Regions from separate parts of the Homo sapiens genome. Here region 2 is linked to region 1. Evidence: chromatin loops called from intact Hi-C (ENCODE). Cell type or tissue: dorsolateral prefrontal cortex. All regions are shown on one strand. Links, peaks and the distances in the headings refer to the core of each region. The heading gives the core; the rest is flanking DNA.

Evidence for each region. Hi-C counts contacts between places; a loop is a spot of excess contacts. Peaks named below come from ENCODE experiments on the same cell type or tissue, not always from the same donor. Only the 100,000 strongest peaks of a DNase experiment are listed, where the experiment ranks them.
Region 2: it touches region 1 in a loop (1.9-fold over the local background); 1 of 110 quality-filtered maps calls a loop at or near these places.

What each region holds. Positions count from the first base shown.
Region 1 is chr4:1,038,264-1,048,611 of GRCh38, forward strand. It overlaps LOC105374343 (a long non-coding RNA gene), which reads left to right. Exons shown (of 2, transcript XR_001741546.1): 1 at 1-23. Among named protein-coding and RNA genes, the nearest start is that of FGFRL1, 32 kb to the left of the region's middle. RefSeq lists an enhancer at 614-1,547 and silencers at 3,077-3,275, 3,656-3,837. In dorsolateral prefrontal cortex, for the core only: no CTCF peak of the experiment used is centred there; DNase peaks (open chromatin) are centred at 5,478 and 8,478; H3K4me3 peaks cover 2,717 bases; H3K27me3 peaks cover 1,341 bases.
Region 2 is chr4:1,187,274-1,197,621 of GRCh38, forward strand. It overlaps LOC124900647 (nascent polypeptide-associated complex subunit alpha, muscle-specific form-like), which reads left to right. Exons shown (of 3, transcript XM_047416477.1): 2 at 3,827-9,523; 3 at 9,858-10,348. The coding sequence starts at 6,313. The coding sequence ends at 7,959. It overlaps LOC100130872 (a long non-coding RNA gene), which reads right to left. Exons shown (of 4, transcript NR_024569.1): 4 at 8,510-10,348. It also overlaps a transcript of SPON2 not described here. Among named protein-coding and RNA genes, the nearest start is that of CTBP1-AS, 18 kb to the right of the region's middle. RefSeq lists enhancers at 7,036-7,747, 9,288-10,348. In dorsolateral prefrontal cortex, for the core only: no CTCF peak of the experiment used is centred there; DNase peaks (open chromatin) are centred at 4,998 and 7,478; H3K4me3 peaks cover 1,430 bases; H3K27ac peaks cover 2,008 bases.

The sequences.
Region 1 (10,348 bases), core at 999-8,998:
GGCTCCTGTGGCATCGGCCAAGGGTGAGTCAAGATGGCTGAGCTGCCAGGGTGGGGCTGTACGGAGGGACCTCCTGTCCCTGACACCCCACGAGGCTGGGGGGCAGTGGTTTTTCTCTGGCAGGAATAGATGGAGAGCTGGGAACTTTCATGCCACGGAATCGTAAATACTTCCCAAGGTCAGGGCCATGGCAACCAGGGTGGCAGGCTGGGGTCAGGCCCCACCAGACAGCTTGACCCGCCCTCCCCGGGGCCGCCTGCCCACCTGCCCCAGCAGCCCCACCTGCTCCCAGGGTGCGTGTCAGCTCAGATGAGGGCAGTAGCCCTGCTGGGTCAGGGAGGGGCCTCAGCTTCTGCATGGGGCAGGCCTGGGGGCTGGACAGGCGGATGCTATGGGGCACGACCCTCAGGGAAGCTTCTCTGATATTCCTTTTTTTTTTCTTGAGACAGAGTCTTGCTCTGTCCCCCAGGCTGGAGTGCAGTGGCACGATCTTGGCTCACTGCAACCTCCGCCTCCCAGGTTCAAGCAATTCTGCCTCAGCCTCCTGAGTATCTGGGCACGCACCACCACGCCCGGCTAATTTTTGTATTTTTAATAGAGACGGGGTTTCACCATGTTGGCCAGGATGGTCTTAAACTCCTGACCTCAGGTGATCCACCCGCCTCGGCCTCCCAAAGTGCTGGGATTCCAGGCGTGAGCCCTGCACCCGGGCCTTCTCTGATGTTCTGCCCAGCACCGCAGCTGAGGTCTCAAAGGGCCACCATTTATTTGATCTTCTCCACAAACATCCACAAAGCACTGGGCGCGCTGCCTTCGGGAAGCTCTTCCCGGGTGTCAGGAGAGGCTGCAGTCACAGCTGTTGTCTTCTGTGTTTGTTGCTGAAGCTGGTGGCAGGGTGATGTCCTCCTTCCAGGAGGATGAGCAGTCACAGGTTTACCCAGCCTGGTGGGCACAGCCCCTCTGAGGCGGGAAGGTCACAGCGGCTGTCCCAGCTGCCCCAGGAGTGTGGGAGCAACGGGGTCCCACCATGTCGGGTAGCACCTGGGCCCACAGACCCCAGAGGCAACCTCACTCCTGCTGGCTTCGTCCAGGGTGTGTCGGCCATGGGGGCCCCGTGGAGGGGAAGGGTCTGCCCTGTGGTTGCCGGGTTCTCTGTGGCACCTGGGGGGCAGAGGGGCCTGGCTGTATGAGGCCAAGCGGCCCTTGATTTGATTGAACACCCCTGAGACAGAGCCTACCCAGCCATGGCGGGGGGTCTTCAGGGCCTTCTGCCTGCCCCTTGCGCCCTTGTCTGCCCTGGGCAGCTGCCCTCAGCCTCTCCTGCACACTGGTCTGAAGGCTTCAGGTGTGTGGGGGGGTGGCGGGTGCTGGGCCGGGGCCGCAGGAGCTGGCCAGGCTTGGCCCTGAGTAAAGCCCTGGCCCAGGCGTGGCGGTGGTGGTGGGGGCGGGCCTCTGTGTGAGCGGGAGTGGTTCTGGGCTCATGTTACATTTTCCACTGGAAAAACAGCCCCATTTTGAATGTTGGCTCTGAGCGTTTTAAAAATTGCAAATATATCCAGTTTCCCAAACGAGTGCTCACCAGGCCAATGTGGTTGTTCCTGCCGGCCCTGTGGAGGGTGGGCACCCGGCCCAGTGGGAGTGAGGGGCTGGGGGCCTTGGGAGGGGAGGGTTGGTGCTGCAGTTCTGGGGAGCAGCCCTGTTGTCACAGCCTAGGGACACTGGGCCCCTGCCACCTAGATGGGCAACTGGGGCCCAAGCCCAGGTCCAGGGAGGTGGGGAAACTGAGGTCCTTGTGGCCTGGAGCCTGTGGGCCTGTCACTGAGGAACCCTCGGTCCTGAAATGGGCAGCACCTGGCCATGGCAGGCTGCAGCCCACACCGTGGTCAGGGAGCCTGGCTGTAGGAGGCCTCATCTCCCAGGTGTGCCCAGGTTCTGCATTCCTGCCGCTCCCTCAGGCACCTCCCCAGCCTGGCAGGGCCTCACTGGCAGGAGGCGAGGGAGCCCGGTGCAGACACAGGCTTCCGGGCTCTGAGTCCTGACTTGGGTCTGAGGCTTCACGATCCCTTTTCTGCAAAGGTGTCACCTGGTGCTGTAGTTGTGTGTGGGGCTGGGGTTTCGTGTGTGTGTGTGTACATGTGCATGAGTGGGGATGTACACGTGTACTGGGGTTTCCATGCACGTGCGTCTGTGCACACTTGAGCAAGTGCACATGTGGGTGCTCTGTGTGTGTGCATGGCGTGTGCGTTCGTGTGTGTGTGTGTGTGTGGATGGCGTGTGTGTTCTCGTGTGTGTGTCCCTCACTTCCCTACTGCCTAGGGTCAGGGCAGTGCTCAGGGTCCTAGCACCCCTTGAACAATGGGGTGACCAGGACTGCAGAGGGGCACGTGGCAAGGGGGTCCCAGGCTGCCTCCGTCTGTCCACCCAGGCAGGGTGGGCTGCGGAGGGTGCTGGCAGGCAGGCTCCTGGTTGGCCTAGTGCCCCTGGGGAGCAGGCTCAGAGGTGCCGTGCACTCTTCCCACTGTGCTAAAGCTTTGGGGCCTGTAAGGATGTTCCTGCCATGCCAGGCCCCTCCCCAAGCTGGGGTCAGGGCCCGTGCCCACTGCCCGGCACAGGCCTCCCGCTGGCTGGCTGCTCTCCTTGGAGGGCAGAGAGCATTCTTCAGAGTGGCATGGTTGCCAGACCAAATGACAAAAGTGCCCACTGGGTAGACCGGAGACCCCAGGCTGGCAGCCCGGCTGCACCCCCAGTTTCACAGGAGGCACTTTAACGCCAAAAACATCTGGAAATTGTTCCAAGGACTGGATTCCAGCCTTCGCCTTTGGAAGCTCAGCTGCCCCTGTGGAGGGTGGGAGGGCCGCTGGTTCCACAGGGCTGGAGCTGGGGCCATGAGTTCCATGAGCAATTCGGCCTCATGGGTGGCAGGCCCACGGCCACCGCAGGGCTGGCGGCACCCGCTCCCCTCCTGCTGCTCCCGCCTGCTGGCGCTGGCCACTCGAGCCGCCGTGCCTCTGAGTGTGGCCCCTCCGATGGCCAGTCTTGAGGTGGTGAGGGTGGTCATTCTAGAACTGTGTGTGCATGTGTGTGTGTCGGTGCACATGTGTGCATGTAGGTGTGTGTGTGTGTGTGCTTAGCTGAGGCTGCACCCCCCGGGGGGAGGCGCTGGCGAGTGCACACACACACACACACACACACACACCCCTGCATGTGTGTGCTGGCGCCTGTCAGCTCCTCCCCCGGAGGTGCAGCCTCAGCTAAGCCACCTCCCCCAGCCCCACCGGAGCAGGCGAGGAGCCACGGAGGGACCTCAGGGGGTGACCCCAGCCCCTGGGGGTCATGTGAATGGGGCTCCACCCAGGCCAGGAATCCGGCAGCACTTTTGTTCCTTTTCACAAAAGGCGAGCACGACGCCCCGTCTTGCTCACCGCTCAGTGAGCGTTACAAACGTTTGCCAACACGCACCTCCCTCTGCGCTGCCTGGCTGCAGCCAGCCAGGAGTGTCCGTCGGCTTCCACAGCTCCACTCTGCAAAGAAAACAAACCCAACAGCAAGGATGTTCTCCTTGAATGCTCTGGGCCGTGCTCTCGAATCAGCAGCCAGCCTGTCCTCAAAGGGGTCTTGGCTCAGAAACATCCTATCGTGCATCGTTTTCTGCCAAGTTTCAGTCTAAGATGTAAAAGTGGAGAAACCAGAAGCACTGCAAGTGAAAATAGAATAAAGGGAGACATCCCGTGTGGGAGCAAAGTAAGAGAAGCAACCAGCACAGCGGGCAGGAGGGACACTGGTGCCGCCACACCCGAAGGAGCCGGGTATCCACACTCCCGCAAGCCCTACCTCCCCTGGGGGCCCCCACCCACCAGGCCACACTCCCCTGCTGGCAGGAAACATGGAGTCAGGACCAAGTCACCTGCACCTGGGGCCATAAGGAGCTGAGCAGCCACCAAAGACCACCGTCCTCCAAACCGTTCTCCAAGTCCAGGGTCCTGCTGCTCTCCTCAACTCCCTCAGCCTCCCCAAATACTGAGTCTGAGAGTGCCCCCCAGCAGGGACTGGGCAGAAGTTTACACACACACACACAGACACACCCACCCCCACACACCAACACACAGACAAATATACACCCACCCCCACCCAACCCCCACCAACCCACTTCCACACCTACACCCACACATGCACACACGCACATCTACACATGCACACCCACACACACACCGACACACACACCGACACACACACCTCCACATACACCCCCGCACACTGACACACCCACACACACACCGACACACACACCTCCACAAACACACCCCCCGCACACTGACACACACCCACCCCCACACACTGACACATCCACCCCCCACACCGACACACACCTACAGTGACACCCGCACACTGACACACACCCACTCCTGCACACTGACACCCACTCCTGCACACTGACACACACCCCCGCACAGACACACACCCACCCCCGCACACCGATACACACACCTACCCACACACCCACCCCACACACCAACACACACCCACCCATCCCCGCACACCGACACACAACCCACCCCCGCACACTGACACACACCCACCCACTCACCTCTGCACACTGACACACACCCACCCCACCGACACACACCCCTGCACACTGACACACCCACCCACCCCCACACTGACACACACACACCTACCCACACACCCACCCCCGCAGACACACACACACCGACCCCCACACACTGACACACACACATCTGCACAAGACACCCACCCACCCACCCCTGCACACTGACACACACATGCACACCCCCAACCCCTGCACACTGACACACACACACCCACACACCCACACCCACACACTGACACACACACCCACCACCGCACACCTACCCACACACGCGTACCCACCCACCCCCGCACACAACACACATGCACACCCCCCACCCCTGCACACTGACATACACACACCCACCCTTACATGCACCCACAGGCACACATATACACCCACATGCACACCCCATATACATGCGTGCACACATATATACACATACACATACACACACCTACATACACCACCTACATACACCTACACGCACACATACATGTACACACCTACATGCACACATATGCATGCATACACACATCTGCACACCAACATGCACGCGCACACACGTGTCCACTGGCACAGAGCAGTGATGCACAGACACATTTCCCAGGCTGCCTGAGACCTGGGTGGCCGCGTGTGGTGCTTTGTGGCTGGGGTGTGCCCTAAGGGGTCAGGAGGGGCTGGGCCACACCCCAAAGGGTCCACATACTGAGGACAAAGGGAGCTGTGGAGGACCTTGTCCAGGAGAGGCAGGCTTCCTGGGTGCGGTGTGCAGGCTGCATGGGGAGCAGGGCGTTGGTTTCCCCGACTGCAGCCACAGACTGAGTGTGTCCATCCCCACAGCTCCTGCCAATTCCAACACTGAGAGTCTGTGTTTGGACGCCTCCAGTGACCACTGGCTCCGCGAGTGATGACTCACACCCATCACTCATCCCCTTCCTGAGTCAGCCGCGGGACCCTCTGCAGGGAGGCGTGCGAGTCATCGAGGTGATGCAACCCCTGCTTGGTCACTTGCTGACTCACGGACACCCCCCGCCCCAGCCCAGGGCCTCCCCTTCCATGCCGGACGGGCCTGGGGTGAGCTGCAGCCGGGCAGGAACGGCAGAGCAGGGGGCAGGGACCTGGGGGCGGGAGAGGCAGCCGGAACGGGGTGGCCGGGAGCAGGGCTGCTCTGAACGCAGACTGCTGGCCCTGGCTCCGCAGTACTCCCTCTGCTCTCTTGCTTGGTTTGAGGGACCCTCTTAAACCCTGCTCTCCAAGCCTCACGTGAATTGAACCAGCCACCACGTGGTCCCCGGAGGCGCTGAGCTGCGCTGAGCCCGGCCCCTCTCATCCTGGTGTTCTGGCGCCAAGCCCCCCAACCCACCCTAGTTGCAGGTCCGAGCCCTCCGGTGCCTGATCGCAGGCAGCCCCGGGCTCCATCGGGCTTAAGGCCACATTTCTCAGTGTTTCTATGAGGGCAGAAAAGACATTTCCTGAGAGTGGATTCCTGAGGTTTCTGAAGGTCCGTAAGTCCAAGAACCACATTCTTTCCAGCCCTCCTGAGTTCCTGCAGCCATGTTTCCCTTCCCTTGGGGAAAACGCAGCTCTGAGGGTCTGGAGCAGATGAAGGTCCCGTAAGTCCTACTCTCCCCAGCTGCCAGGGTAGGTGCCTGGTGCTCTGAAGGTCCTGGGGAGCCCCAGCCCCTTGCCAGGCATGTGAGGCCTTCCCAGCCCACACGTTCCGTGAGGACGGAGCCAGGTCCTGTGTTGCTTTCTGCTGCCTGGATGACTGGGAACGGAGCTGGGGTGTCCTCTGCTCTGCTGGAGCTGGAGCTGCCCTATTTAAGGCAATTCCTGCGCTGTGAGCCCTGGTGGGGCCACCTGGCGGGTTCCGCCAAAGCAACCTCACTGCCATGGGTGTTTTTCTGTTCCTGCGGTCATATGGGCTCTTGTGAAAGCAGTTTTCCAAGTAAATATGGTGATGATTTAAGTCTACTACATTTGGAAAAATGAGGGATGAACCCTGCAGCCCTGGTCCTGTCTCAGAGGCAGCTTTGGAGAACATCTGTTGCTGCCTCCGGAATCACCTGGCCCTGCCTGGGGGCAGCCACTGGCCCAGGCCAGCTCCTGAGCTGCCCTCCTGCCAGACTCGGAGAGGGGCTGTCTGTTCCCAGCCTCAGACCCCTGCCCCATGCCCATCGCCTGAGACTGTGATCAGACCCAGCCATGTGTCTGAATGAGCCTGGCCCGAGGAACAGTGGCCCTGAGAGGCATCTGAGCCCTGAGCCCCTCCCCACAGTGCAGGCCAGGGGTGGCCTCTGCTTCCCCCAAGATTCCAGGCTTTGTCTGATTTCCAATGGCTCTGGTCATCCTCACCCTGGTGCCTGTGGAGACCCTGGTGATAATGGCAATGGCCTCCCTTCCCTACATGGGTGGAAACTGCAGGTCCCGGCCCCTGGGGTCCTGGCTCTGCACTGCTCTCAGCCTGGCGTGGCCAGGAAGGACGCTGCCCAGCAGCCCCAGCCGCTTGAGGCCAGGAGAAAGTCGGGGTGGGAACGTCCGTCTCTGCAGTAGGTACCTGCCCCATCCTGGCATCACGGCCAAGGTGGCCACGCGTCTGTGGCAGGCCAAGAGCAGGGCCAATCCCAGGAACTACCCGAGTCCTGCACATGACTGTGGGTGTGTGCAGCCCGCACAACAAAGCAAACAGACAAGCCATCAACAGTGGGGGAATCCGTGTTAGGGCAGCCGGGTTCTGGCATCAACGCTAATATCGTTAACTTTTCTTTAAGTGTGGAATTCTTTCCCAGCTGAAAGTCACAAAAGGCTCTATTGATGGGGGTGTGGGTGGAGGGGGGCCCTGAGCAGACCCGGTACGAACGGGCACAGCACTCTGGCCAGGGCGGGTGCCAGAGCTGGCTGGGCGCTCTTCCGTGCGCTGCGTCTGCAATACTGGTCATCCCTCTGCGGGGACATGGGGGCCTCTCCAGGGCTTCAGAGAAGGGTGTGCAAAGACAGTGGTGAGATCTGGAGTTCGGAGTCTGGCGGAGGAGGTGCCCGCCGAGCTGCCTCTCGAGGGAGGCTCTCAGGATATCGGCCGCCTCTGCGAGGCTCAGTGCCTGGTGCCCTCCGCCTCCGAGCCCTTCCCCAGCAACCCCCCAGCCCTCCCCGACCCCTTCCCCAGCCCTTCCCGAGCCCACCCCGAGCCCTTCCCGAGTCCTCCCCGAGCCCTCCCCGAACCCTTCCCGAGCCCTCCCCGAACCCTTCCCGAGCCCTTCCGGAACCCTCACCGAGCCTTCCCCGAGCCCTTCCCGAGTCCTCCCCGAGCCCTCCCCGAGCCCTTCCCCAGCCCTCCCCCAGCCCTCCCCGAGCCCTCCCCGAGCCCTCCCAGAGCCCTTCCCCAACACCCACTCCCGAGCCCTCCCCAAGCCTTCCCAGAGCCCTTCCCCAGCACCCCCACCCCGAGCCCTCCCCCAGCCCTCCCCGAGCCCTTCCCCAGCCCTTCCCCAGCCCTCCCCGAGCCCTTCCCGAGCCTTTCCGCAGCCCTCCCCGAGCCCTCCCCGAGCCGTTCCCGAGCCCTTCCCGAGCCCTTCCCGAGCCTTTCCCGAGCCCTCCCCGAGCCCTTCCCGAGCCTTTCCGCAGCCCTCCCGAGCCCTCCCCGAGCCCTTCCCCAGCCATCCCCGAGCCCTTCCCCAGCCCTCCCCGAGCCCTTCCCGAGCCCTTCCCGAGCCATTCCCGAGTCCTTCCAGAGCCCTTCCCGAGCCTTTCCCCAGCCCTCCCCGAGCCCTTCCCGAGCCTTTCCCCAGCCCTTCCCGAGCCCTTCCCGAGCCTTTCCCCAGCCCTCCCCGAGCCCTTCCCGAGCCTTCCCGAGCCCTTCCCGAGCCTTCCCGAGCCCTTCCCGATCCCTTCCCGAGCCATCCCCGAGCCCTTCCCGAGCCCTCCCCGAGCCCTTCCCGAGCCCTCCCCGAGCCCTTCCCGAGCCTTTCCGCAGCCCTCCCGAGCCCTCCCCGAGCCCTTCCCCAGCCATCCCCGAGCCCTTCCCGAGCCCTTCCGGAGCCATGCTTCCCTAGCCCCGCTCCAATGTGAATTCGGTGTGCAGTCTTGGTTTTACCACCGAAGAATTTTAGGAATTTCCTCTTAGTCTGAAAACAAAACGTGTTCAAAACCTTTCTTCGTGTTTATAGTTGCTTGGGTTTGAACGCATTTTCATCCTCTCCAGAGCCGCAGCAGAGGCTTCCTGGCAACCAAGCTCGTGCTTGGGGAGGGGGCTCTGCGCCTTCAGGCTGCCCGGCCCCAACTCCCCTTGATTTGGGGGTCCAGGTCAGGTCAGTGTCAGGGTGCCACCCGGGAGCTGGCGAGGTGCACGCGGCTCCTCCCGCCTTGCAGTGGGTGGGCACACCTGCCTGGAGGTCCATGCGGAGGCGCGGGAACCGCTGAGGCGACTCAGGCCCGGGTGCGGGGATTTGGGTGTCTCTCGGAGGTCGCGAGCATCCAGGCGGAGCCCAGGCTGCAGGGGCAGGTCCTGCACCTGCACACCACCGTGACAGGTCCGCAGGTGTGGCCGGACCCATCTCCTTCCAGCCTGCCCACTTCCTGAGCCTGGCTTCTCCCTGGCCTTCCTGTCAGTTCTGGGGGCTTTCTGGATTGTTCTTTCAATAAAATTCTGTCTGTCGCGGCTGGCGGTGGAAGCCCAGGGCTCTCTACTCCCTCCAGGCAGCCTGTTTGCTGCACCACCCACCTCCAAACCTAGGACACCTCACCTGCTCCTGGGTTCCCAACGCCAGGCCCAGGGCAGGGCAGCCCCACTGCAGATGCTGTGTCCTGGCAGCGCCAACTTCGCGAAGGTCAAATTGTCACCCCCTCTCGGCAGCCTGCCGGTGTTGACTTTGCTGCAGTTGGGAAAATAGTGCTAGCTGGAAATTCTTTCACTTTCGATAAACACATCTAGCTATTGTAAACCAATACTTTGCTTTACACTATTCATCCATGGAGATTTTAAAGCTAAGAATGACTTCGGCCGGATGCCAGCCAGTTGCACTCCTCGAGGTGGCTGCCAAGGAAGGCCAGGCCCAGCCGGCCGCCACAGTGTGCAGTGGGCACTCGGCCTCGGGAAAGCCACCTGATCCGATGCGGAGCGAGACCCTCACTCAGGAAGGCCGGTCTCTTTCCAAGAAGTACCCAGTATGCTTTGATGATGATTTAGGTGAAGAAGGCTGGAAAGGGTGGTGGTGGTGAAAACTGTTCAGGGGGAGGAAAGGGAAGGCCATCCCGAGGGCGGGGCCCCAGCGTCCGTGGGGAGCATCTGTTACCCCTGGGGCTTCGTGCCGGCCCGAGCGACCTGAATATGAACTCGCTCCTATTAGAAATGGAAGCACACCCAGAGTGCTCCGGACAGACGCCCAGCCTGCTGTAGGAGCTCCTGTGGGCTCATCTGCCTTCGGAGCATGCACCTGCATCAGGCGACTGCAGCACAGTGAGACTGATGGGCTGCCCTGAGCACAGGGCACGAGGAACCTTGCGCTTCTCCGCGTATCCGGTGGGAGGCGCCCACACAGGGGCCTCCTGGAGGGTCCCTGTGGGAGGCTGTATGTGGGGCAGAGGTTCGGATGTGGCCGGATACCCACTCTCCCATACCGGGGGCCCTGCGCTGGCCACTCCAGCCACATGTGGCTGCTTCTGCTTTGTAGTGAGTGACTTTCTCAACCAAGCCTGGCCATGGCTCTCCACACGCCAGTCTCTTGAGCTGCAGGAGAGACCCCCCCAGAGGTCCTAGCCCAG
Region 2 (10,348 bases), core at 714-8,713, 150 kb after region 1:
ACAAAGATTGTGTCATTCCACTTAGATGAGGTACTTAGAATAGTCACATTCAGAGAGACAGACAGCAGATTGGTGGTTGCCAGAAGCTGGGGGGAGCAGAAATGGGGAGTTGTTGTTTAATGAGTGCACAGTTTCAGTTTCACAAGATGAAGTGTTATGGAGATGGATGGGGTGACGTTTATACATGATGAATGTTTTTAATGCCACTCAACTGTACACTTTAAAATGGCTAAGATGGTAAATTTTATGTTATATGTATCTTTTTTTTGAGGCAAAGTCTTGCTCTGTCATTTCTTTTACTATACCTTTTAAGGTGTCTTTTTAGCAGATGCCCTAGGGATTACAATTAATATCTTAATTTATAACAACTGATCTCAGATTAATTATAATTTAATGTCAATGGTATACAAAAACTTTGCGCATATATAGCTCTGTTCCCTCCTCCTCCTCTGTGCTATCACTGTCATATAATTTAAATGTTTACACATCATTTGACTACCAGCACAGATGTCTAATCATCACTCTCTGCAGTTGTCTTTTAAATCAGGTAGGAGAAAAAAGAGCTACACACATAAACTATTTATTTTTACACTGCCCTTTGAAAATGTTTTCCCCAATTTTTTATTGTAATAAAATACACATAACAGGCCAGGCACAGCAACACACGCCTATAATCCCAGCACTTTGGGAGGCCAAGGCTAGTGGATCTCCTGAGGTCAGGAATTTAAGACAAGCCTGGCCAACACGATGAAACACCGTCTCTACTAAAAAATACAAAAAAAAAAAAATTAGCCAGGCGTGGTGGCGGGTGCCTGTAATCCCAGCTACTCAGGAGGCTGAGGCAGGAAAATTGCTTGAAACTGGGAGGAGGAGGTTGCAGTGAGCCAAGATCACACCACTGCCTGGGCAACAGAGCAAGACTCCGTCTCAAAAAAAAAAAAAAAAAAAAAAAAGAAATGACAAATATGTTGAAATGAGACACTAGGAAATATCTATTTAACACCAAAGAAGGCCATATGGAAACAGAGGAACAAAAAAAACCTAAGATATGGAAAACAAATAGCAAATGGTGTGCCTAAATTCTCCCTTATCAACTCAGTATGTAGTGTCAACTAAATGTTAATTAAACACTCCAGTTAAAAAGCAGCGGATAGAAGGGCTGACTTTTAAGAACCATGATTCAACGCACATTCAAAGACACTCTGAAGTAAAAGAGCAAAGATAGAATAGTAAGCAGAAGAGAGCTGGAGTGACTGTGACAATATGAAAGAAAACAGACCTTCGGACAAAAGTTGTTAAAACAGACAAGGATATTTTATAGTGATAAAAGGGTACATCCATCAAGAAAATATCACCGTTATCAACATATGTGCACCTGACACAGAGCCCCAAGATACATGAAGCCAAAGCGGAAATGATGAAGGGCAAAATGGACAATTCAACAATAACAGCTGGAGACTTCCAGCTTTCAATAGCCCATTTCCAATCATGGATAAAGCAACAGGACAGAAAATCAAAAGTCAGTAGAAGACGTCAACAGGCTCTAACCCACCTAGACTTGGCAGACGTCTGTAGAATACTCCACCAACAACTGCAAAGGTTGTTGTGCCCATTATTCTCAAGTGCACGTGGAATGTCTGACAGAATAAACCCGATGTTGTCATAAAATAAATCTCAACAAATTTAAAATGATTGAAATCATGCAAAGTATGTTCTCTTACCACAATTGAATGAAATTACAAATCAATAACAGAAAGAAATTTGGGTAATTAAAAAATATGTTAATAAAACACTGAACTCCTTAGTATCCAATAGGGCAAAGAAGCATTCACAAGAGAATTTAGAAGATAGTTTGAGATAAATGGAAATGAAAACACAATATACTAAAATACAGATGAAGCTAAACAGTGCTTACAGGGAAATGTACAGCTGTGGATACTTACACTAAATAAAAAGAGATCTCAAATCAATAACCCAACCTTCCACCTAAAGAAACGAGAAAAAAACAGCACAGTAAGTCAAAGCAAGCAGAAGGAAATAATAAATAGTAGAGCAGAGATAAATTACAGTAGAAAAATAATTTAAAAGATCAATTAAAACAGACCGGGTATGGTGGCTCACACCTGTAATCCCAGCACTTCAGGAGGCTAAGGCAGGCAGATCTCTTGAGCTCAGGAGTTCAAGACCAGCAGGGGCAAACGGTAAAACCCCATCTCTACAAAAATAAAAAATAGCTGGGTGTGGTGGCACGCACCTGTGGTCCCAGCTACCTGGGAGGCTTGAGCCCAGGAGGTCGAGGCTGCAGTGAGCCAAGATCATGCCACCACTGCACTCCAGCCTGGGCAACAGAGTGAGACCCTGTCTCAAAAAAAAAAAAAAAAAAAAGAAAGAAAGAAAGAAAAGAAAACAAAAAACAAAAGTTGGTTTTTGGAAGGCCAGGTGCGGTGGCTCACACCTATAATCCCAGCACTTTGGGAGGCTGAGGCGGGCGGATCACAAGGTCGGGAGATCGAGACCATCCTAGCTAAGATGGTGAAACCCCGTTTCTACTAAAAAATACAAAAAACTAGCCGGGCATGGTGGCACCCACCTGTAGTCCCAGCTACCCACGAGGCTGAGGTAGGAGAATGGCTTGAACCCAGGAGGCAGAGCTTGTAAGTGAGCTGAGATCATGCCACTGCACTCCAGCCTGGGTGACAGAGTGAGACTCCATCTCAAAAAAAAAAAAAAAAAAGTTGGTTTTTGAAAAGATCAAGAAAATTGAATAGCCAGACTAAGAAAAAAGAGAAGACTCAAATTTACTAAAATCAGGAATGAAATAGAAGACATTACTAATGACATTACAGAAATTAAAAGATTTATGAGGGACTCTTATGAACAATGTGCCAACCAATTAAATAATCTAAATGAAATGAACAAATTCCTGGAAAGACACAAACTACTGAAACTGACTCATGAAGACATACAAAATCTGAATAGACCTAACACAAATGAAGAGATTGAAGTAGGAAAAAAAAAAACAAACAAAAAAAAACAAACTTCCCACAAAGAAAAGCCCAGGATGAGATGGCTTCCCTGGTGAATTTTACCAAATGTTTGAAGCATAATTAATACCAATCCTTCATAAATTCTTCCAAAATAGGGAACACTTCCTCACTCATTCAGAGGCCAGTATTACCCTGATACCAAAACTAGACAAAATCGTCACACAAAAAATAAACTTTCCAGTATCTCTTATGAATATAGCTGCAAAAAATGTTCAACAAAATACCAGTAAACTTAATCCAGCAACATTTTCGAAAAGATTATGCACAATGAATGCAAAGTTGGTTCAATATGAATGATTAGGCAAGAAAATAAAATTAGAGGCAGCCAGGTTGGCAAGGAAGAAGTAAAACTATTTCTATTTGCAGATGACATGATTTCATGCATACAAAATCATCAGAAATCCATGCAAAAACATTGGAGCTGAGAAATGAGTTCTGCAAGGCTGAAAATACAGACCAATATTATAAAAATCAGTCACGTTTCTAAAACAATGAACAATATGAAAATGAAATTAAGAAAACGATTCCATTTATAATCACATCAAAAGAATAAGCTTAGGAATAAATTCAATCAAAGAAGTACACAACTTGAACACTAAAAACTACAAAACATCATTAGAAGAAATTAAACATTTAAATATGTGGAAAGACATCTTGTGTTCCTCAATTAGAAGAATTAATATTGTTAAGACAGCAATAGTCCCCATATTGGTCTACAGATTCAATCCAATCCCCATCAAAATTCTAACTGCTTTTTTTTTCTTTTTTTTTTTTTGCAGAAATGGAAAGTCTGATCCTAAAATTCATACGGAATTGCAAGAGGCCTCAGATTGCCAAAACTACCCAATAAAAGAACTAAATTGGAAGACTTACACGTCCCAATTTCAAAAATTACTACAAAACTGTAGTAATCAAGACAGTATGGTACTGGCTTAAGGCTAGGTATAGAGACAATGGAACAGAATTGAAAGTCCAAAAATAAACCCCTACTTTTATGGTGAACTGGTTTCAACAAGGGTGCCAAAGTCACTCACTTGAGGAGAGATCAGCTCCTCAGCAAATGGTGCTCAGACAACTGGACCTCCATTTGCAAAAGAAGGTATTTGGACTCCTACCTCACACCATATACAAAAAAATTAACCATGTATAAAATTGATCAAAGACCTAAAAGTAAAAGTCGTGAGTTTTGGCCCACAGGAGTAGACGGACAGGGTTGAGGAGCCAGTCTCCCAGTGAAGGTGCTGGAGGCTCCTTGATGCTCTTCCCTGACAGTTCAGCCTAGAGTGCACTCCTTGGGATGATGGCGCCCCTCCTCTCACACCTTGGCTCAGAACTCAGCACTGAAATCCACTGGGAAGGCCAGGGGCAGGAGAGACCTCTGCCTAGTGGGAGTGCAAGGACAGAGGCCTCCTCGGGCTGTGTAGGCCCTGCCTGGAGGGGACACCAGAACCATAGGGTGTGTGCGAGGCAGCGGTTGGATCAGTGTGGAGAGAGGGTGGAGGAGGTGCCCACAAGTTACCAAGGTTTGCAGTGAGTTCCTGTCATTCTACATTCAGGTACATAGCTCCCAGGACAGCCAGCCCCTCCCCATAGGCCTACACACCCAGCCTTCAGGCCACACCCAGGCTGGTGGCCGCAGACCACTTGGGTCCCTGTTTCCAGGGCTCTGATGGGATAGAAGAGACTCAGCCCCATGAGGATGTGGGTGCCCCTCATCTCTCCACAGCAAGGAGGGGCCAGAGGAAGCCCCATGCTAGCGTCAGGGGACAAGGATTCCAGCTCAGGCCTGTCCACGGCTGTGTGACCCGGCATGGGTTAAGCTCTCTCAAGGCCTCAGTTTCTTCCTCTGCAGAGTGTGGGATGGGGGTGACCTCACCAGATGGCCCCACATGCTTTAGCACAGAGATAATCCCTTTCCTCGTGACCCACAGCCAGCCAAGCAGCTCTACTGAGTGTGGGACTCTGTCCAAGCTCTGAGTCAGCCCTAGGGCTGGTCTTGGCAGCCCTGTGCTGGCTGGCCAGGGTTGGCTGTGGAGCCAAGGAAAGGGATTTGGAATTCAGGGATTTATGCTTTAAATTTCACATTTTCTTTTTCCCAATAGAGTTTCCTACTCTCAATCTCTTGACACGATGGTAAAGCCCTTTGCTGTAGCTAAACTCAGTTGCCATTTTCGGATTGGCATTAGGGTGAGAAGGCTGAGTGCTCACAGGGAAGCCTCTTCCCAGCAGCACCCCTGGGCTGGAAAGGGCAGCGGGAGCAGCACAGAGCAGCAGAGGGTGGCTCAGGCTAAGCCGGAGCTGCCCGGGGCAAACAAAGAGGGACCTGCCTCCTTGTTTCTTAGCCTCTTAACACAGAAGCTCGCAGCCTGGATTCTAGGAAGGCTTGGGGGGTACGGCCATCCTGCTGGAAGCCTTTGCTCCTTTAGCCCAGAGAGCACTTGCCCCAGCCCCACATACACCCCAGGGAGATGCCACCGGCCAAGGAGAGGCTTGCTGAGGCCACGGCCCAGCATCAAGCCCTCACATCAGGCTGTTCCAGCAGCCAGGGGCCCTCAGAAGCAAGGCCGAGTGGAAGGAGGTGCCAGGGAGGGGGCAGAGCTCAATGTCCACTGCAGCAGCTGCTGGGGTCCCTTCTCTGCTGCCACCTCATCTGGCACAGGGTGGGGCATGGGATGGAGACATCTGAGTACCCACCAGGCCCACACACATATGTGGACATGCATGCATGCCACACACACGTGCACACACTTGTATACGTACACATGCCCGACACAGCTGCACCATGCCAGATACACGCCTCACACATGGGTGCACACACACAGCACATGTGCTCACACACCATGCACATGCCTGCATCTGAGGCTGACCCTGCCTTTGATCTGGAGGATGCTAATGGACCCTGCAGAGAGAAAGTGGATGTCACTGCAGAGACTCAGTGGGCACTGGAGGGTGCAACGTCCCCTGTCCCAGTCTCTGCCCAGGTCCATCCTGTCCCCTGCCCCACACACCCTTCATCACTGGGTGTCCCCGTCACCGGGTATCTGTCCTGGGGGAGTCCAGCACGCCAGGCCTGGCCTCTCTCCAGAGCCCCCCCAGTCTCAGTGGGCCCCACCCTGGGGCTGGGGAGGAGGAATAGGAGTGTGGGGGAGCTGGGTGGGGACTGAGTCCTTTCTCCAGGAGGGAAGGTTGTGTGTCCCTACAGCCCTGTGTCACCAGAACACCTCCCCAGCAACAGGGGTCACTCCCGTAGGACCTGCCGCTGACCATGGGACAAGAACGTGGGGGGCATGGGAAGGATGTGGAGGGGGCATGGGAAGGATGTGGAGGGGGCATGGGAAGGATGTGGGGGGTGTGGGAAGGATGTAGGGGGCGTGGGAAGGACGTGGGGGGTGTAGGAAGGACATGGGCGGTGTGGGAAGGACGTGGGGGGTGGTGTGGGAAGGACGTGGGGGGTGGCGTGGGAAGGACGTGGGGGGGTGGCGTGGGAAGGACGTGGGGGGGTGGCGTGGGAAGGACGTGGGGGGGCAGCGTGGGAAGGACGTGGGGGACGGTGTGGGAAGGATGTGGGGGGTGTGGGAAGGACGTGCGGGTGGCGTGGAAAGGACGTGGGGGAGCTGTGGGAATAACACGGGGGTGGCGTGGGCCCTGCTCCCTGTCCCTCTTCTTTGGACGAGGCTGCCAGTATGTGGAACCCAGGGGGGTGCCCTGTGGCCCAGCAGCTGTTCCCACCTTCCCTGCAGCCACAAGCTTTGAAGTGGCCTTGCCAGAGGCCCCACAGGACGTCTCCGGGGAGCTGCGGCCAGACTTTGGGCACAGCAGGCAGTGCCTATGGGGAGAGAGACACCCTCCGGCCGGCCTCCCTCCACCCCCAGCCCCACGACGGCAAATGGGCTCCTCCAAGGGTCTTCGGCGAGGTGTGCGGGCCTCTTCTGCCAAGGCCATGTCATTGGGAGGTGGCCCAGTCAGGGTGGCAGGAAAAAGGACCAACGGGGCTCACCCGCAGGTCCCGATAGAGGGACCACTTCAGAGGCGGTTCAAGGAGCCGAGCCCCAGGGTGGGAGGCCTGGGACCAGCCCCCGGGGGACAGCGACGGCCCCAGGCCTGGAGGACCGGATGGAGCGGCTGGCGTGCCCTGCAGGGGGAGTGGGAAGAAACGGGGAAGCCGGGCCGCGGTAGCGCAGGCCGCAGGCAGGGCTGTGTGGGACAGGGCGGCTTGCACAGCTTAGCTTCTTCCTGGCCCGGGTGGGCTCCGTCCTCTTCTCTGGGCCAGCTGCGCCGGAGGCCCCGGGAAGAGTCCCCCTGCTCTGGCCCGCGGGACCTGCTCCCCAGCCTGGAAAGTCTGAGCTGGCCCCGCTGCCGGGACACCCTCCCCAGCCTCGCTGGTGGCCTGGTTTCTGCCGGGCGCGGGGGGAATGTGGGTCAGCGTTTCCAAGTCTGGCCCGGGGCCAGAGGCAGTGGAAGGAAAAACACTCAGCGGGGGCTGCCTGGCAGAGGCCTCACCTCACAGCCGGCGGTTCCAACCCCGCAGCCAGCAGAGGCCTCACCCCACAGCCGGCGGCTCCAACGCCACAGCCGGCGACTCCAACCCCGCAGCCGGCGGCTCCAACCCCGCAGCCGGCGGCTCCAACCTCGCAGCCGGCGACTCCAACCCCGCAGCCGGCGGCCTCACCTCACAGCCGGCGGTTCCAACCCCGCAGCCGGCGGCTCCAACCCCGCAGCCGGCGGCTCCAACCCCGCAGCCGGCGTCTCCAACCCCGCAGCCGGCGGCTCCAACCCCGCAGCCGGCGGCTCCAACCCCGCAGCCGGCGGCTCAGGGCTCAGGACCACAGGGAGGGCGCCCCAGGCAGCTCCTCCTCCTGGGCTCTGCCCCCACCGCCGTCCTCTGGAGATGGCCCGAGGCTGGTGCCCATGACTCAATGTCCCACTCCCGCATCTCCTGCGGTCCCAGGGCGGGTCCCGCTGGTGTGTGGCCGGCCTCGCAGGAACCACTTCGCTCTCCCCCATCCACTACTCCCACAGGCAACAGGACCGGCCCCCTGGCCCGTCGGTGGGCGCATCAGCTTGGTGGCCCTGGCCCCCTGCGCCTCAGGGGTCCCTCACAGGCCGGCCAGCTTCCAGCACCCTCCCTAAGTCCTCGGCCCCTTGGAGGCTGCCATGGCACCTGAACCTCCCCCCGCCTCTCCAGGCACAGCTCGAGGTTGGGCGGATGGGGGCTGCATCCCGGGCACCACATGTGGGTAGGCACTGCCGCAGCCCCTCGAGTAGCCCTCAGCAAGCAGGGCTGGAGGGTGGGCTCTGTGCAAAACCGCCATCACAGCCCCAGGGCCATCAGCAGGCAGAGGCGCAAAGCCTGGTCATGGCCAGCAGCCCTGGGATGCCCCTGCCCCAGACCCCCCACCCCGGAGACCCCCAGCCCCAGGATGCCCACACCTCAGCCTCCCAAGTAGTTGGGACTACAGGTGTGCACTACCACACCCAGCTGATTTTTTTTTATTTTTGTAGAGCGGTCTCGCTGTGTTGCACAGGCTGGTTTCGAACTCCTGGCTTCGAGCCATCCTCCTGCTCAGCCTCCCATGGTGCTGGGATTGCAGGCGTGAGCCCCACGCCTGGCCACGCGCCTTGTTGAGTTGGTGACTTCGCCTTTGCTGTGGGGATCTGGGTTGGGGTCTTGTGGCTTACATGAGAATAGAAGATCATGGGGTAGTTCCTGGCACCCTCCCCTCAAGGAGGCTCACACAGGCCAGGACCGCCCCCTCTGGCTGCCCCATCGCTGCCCCCCGACAGGCCCTCTGCCTCTCCCCTGTGAACCACGAAGCACATCGATGGGGTGCCTAGCGCCCCGCCTCAGTCAGGGCTCATGGGGGAGGCCCTTCTTTAACGTCTCTTACTGGGCACACCCAGAGGCCACGTGTTCCAGGGTCAGAGAGACCAGGAGAAATCCCAGCTTCTTCACTCACGGCTGTGCATCTTCAAGAAGGTGACTGTGCCTCTCTGAGCCTCAGCCTCCTCTGTCTGACAGCATAGGGGTCTGCAAGTCTCTAGAGGTCATGTGAGCTCCATGGGAACCTCTCATCTATACCGTGGAAGCAGCTGCGGGAAGTGCACGTGAGCTCTGTGGCCTCATGCCGACCAAGACCCTGGGGGTCACACCAGGCATAGCTGAGAAGCAGAGCAGAGGCCACTGCGGTGACCAGGGTTACTCCCGAGACTCAGAGCAGAGGCCACTGCAGTGACCAGGGTTGCTGCCTGCCTGCCACACACCCCACTTGGGCCTCTGGCTGTCTCCTCTCCTGCAGAAACCCCATGGGCAGGTGTGCAGCCAGCATGGAGGGAAGATGTGTGTGCCAGCAGAGAGAGCACGAGGCCTGGAGTTCTCATCTGTGCCACCAGAAGCAGGGGACAGTGAAACATCATCCATGACCACTAGGGAGACGGCTCCATCCCAGGCATCACAAACCAGCCCAGAAGTGTCACCGGTAAGCGCGACAGCAGACACTAGAAGGTATGTCATCCATACTCATTATCCAGAGAAGGTACTAGAAGGAAGCCAGTCACTGCCTCTGAGTCAGACCAGAGGACACCCCCCTGACATCAAGGTGAGGCCAAGGGGAGAGGAAACAGGGCTAAGTAGGGCCTGTGATGTCAGCATGTCTGGTTGGGCATGTGGCAGGGACGATGACTGAGATAGAAGACATAAACCTCCATGGTCCAAACATGGGAGCTAAACTCGGAAAGCCAACAGGACGGGGACATGATGAGGGGACTTGAGGGTCACAGGAGCTCCCTCCGTGTCTCTCTCTCCATAATTAGGTCTAGTGGCAACAGAAAAATGCAGACAGATCAATATGGATGGTCATGCTCACGTTCCTCATGGGAAACAGCGCTTCCGAAGATTCCTCACGGGAAACAGAGCTTCCAAACGTTCCGACTTCCGATAAGTCCATGTCTGTTGTGTATTGGCTGCAAAGAAAACCTCAAGGAACTAAAAAGTAGAATAATTAAAATGATCCTGTTATCCAAAAAATTGTAAAATAAATAACGGAAAGTGCCACCTCTTCCCCCAGAAACTTAGAAACCAACACACTCCCAGGTAGCCCTTGGGTAAAACAGGATATTAAATCTGAACGTGCACTCTCTGAAAAGCCGAGAAGCCATAAATATCAATCCATAAATATCGAGGACTCAGCTAATGCAGCGCCCAGAGCCCCCAGCACAGCTCTTATTTTTTAGAGGAAAAAATAAACGAGAGGGACTTTGTGCCACCCTAAGAAACTAGAATGAGAACAATAAAGTGCATTTTA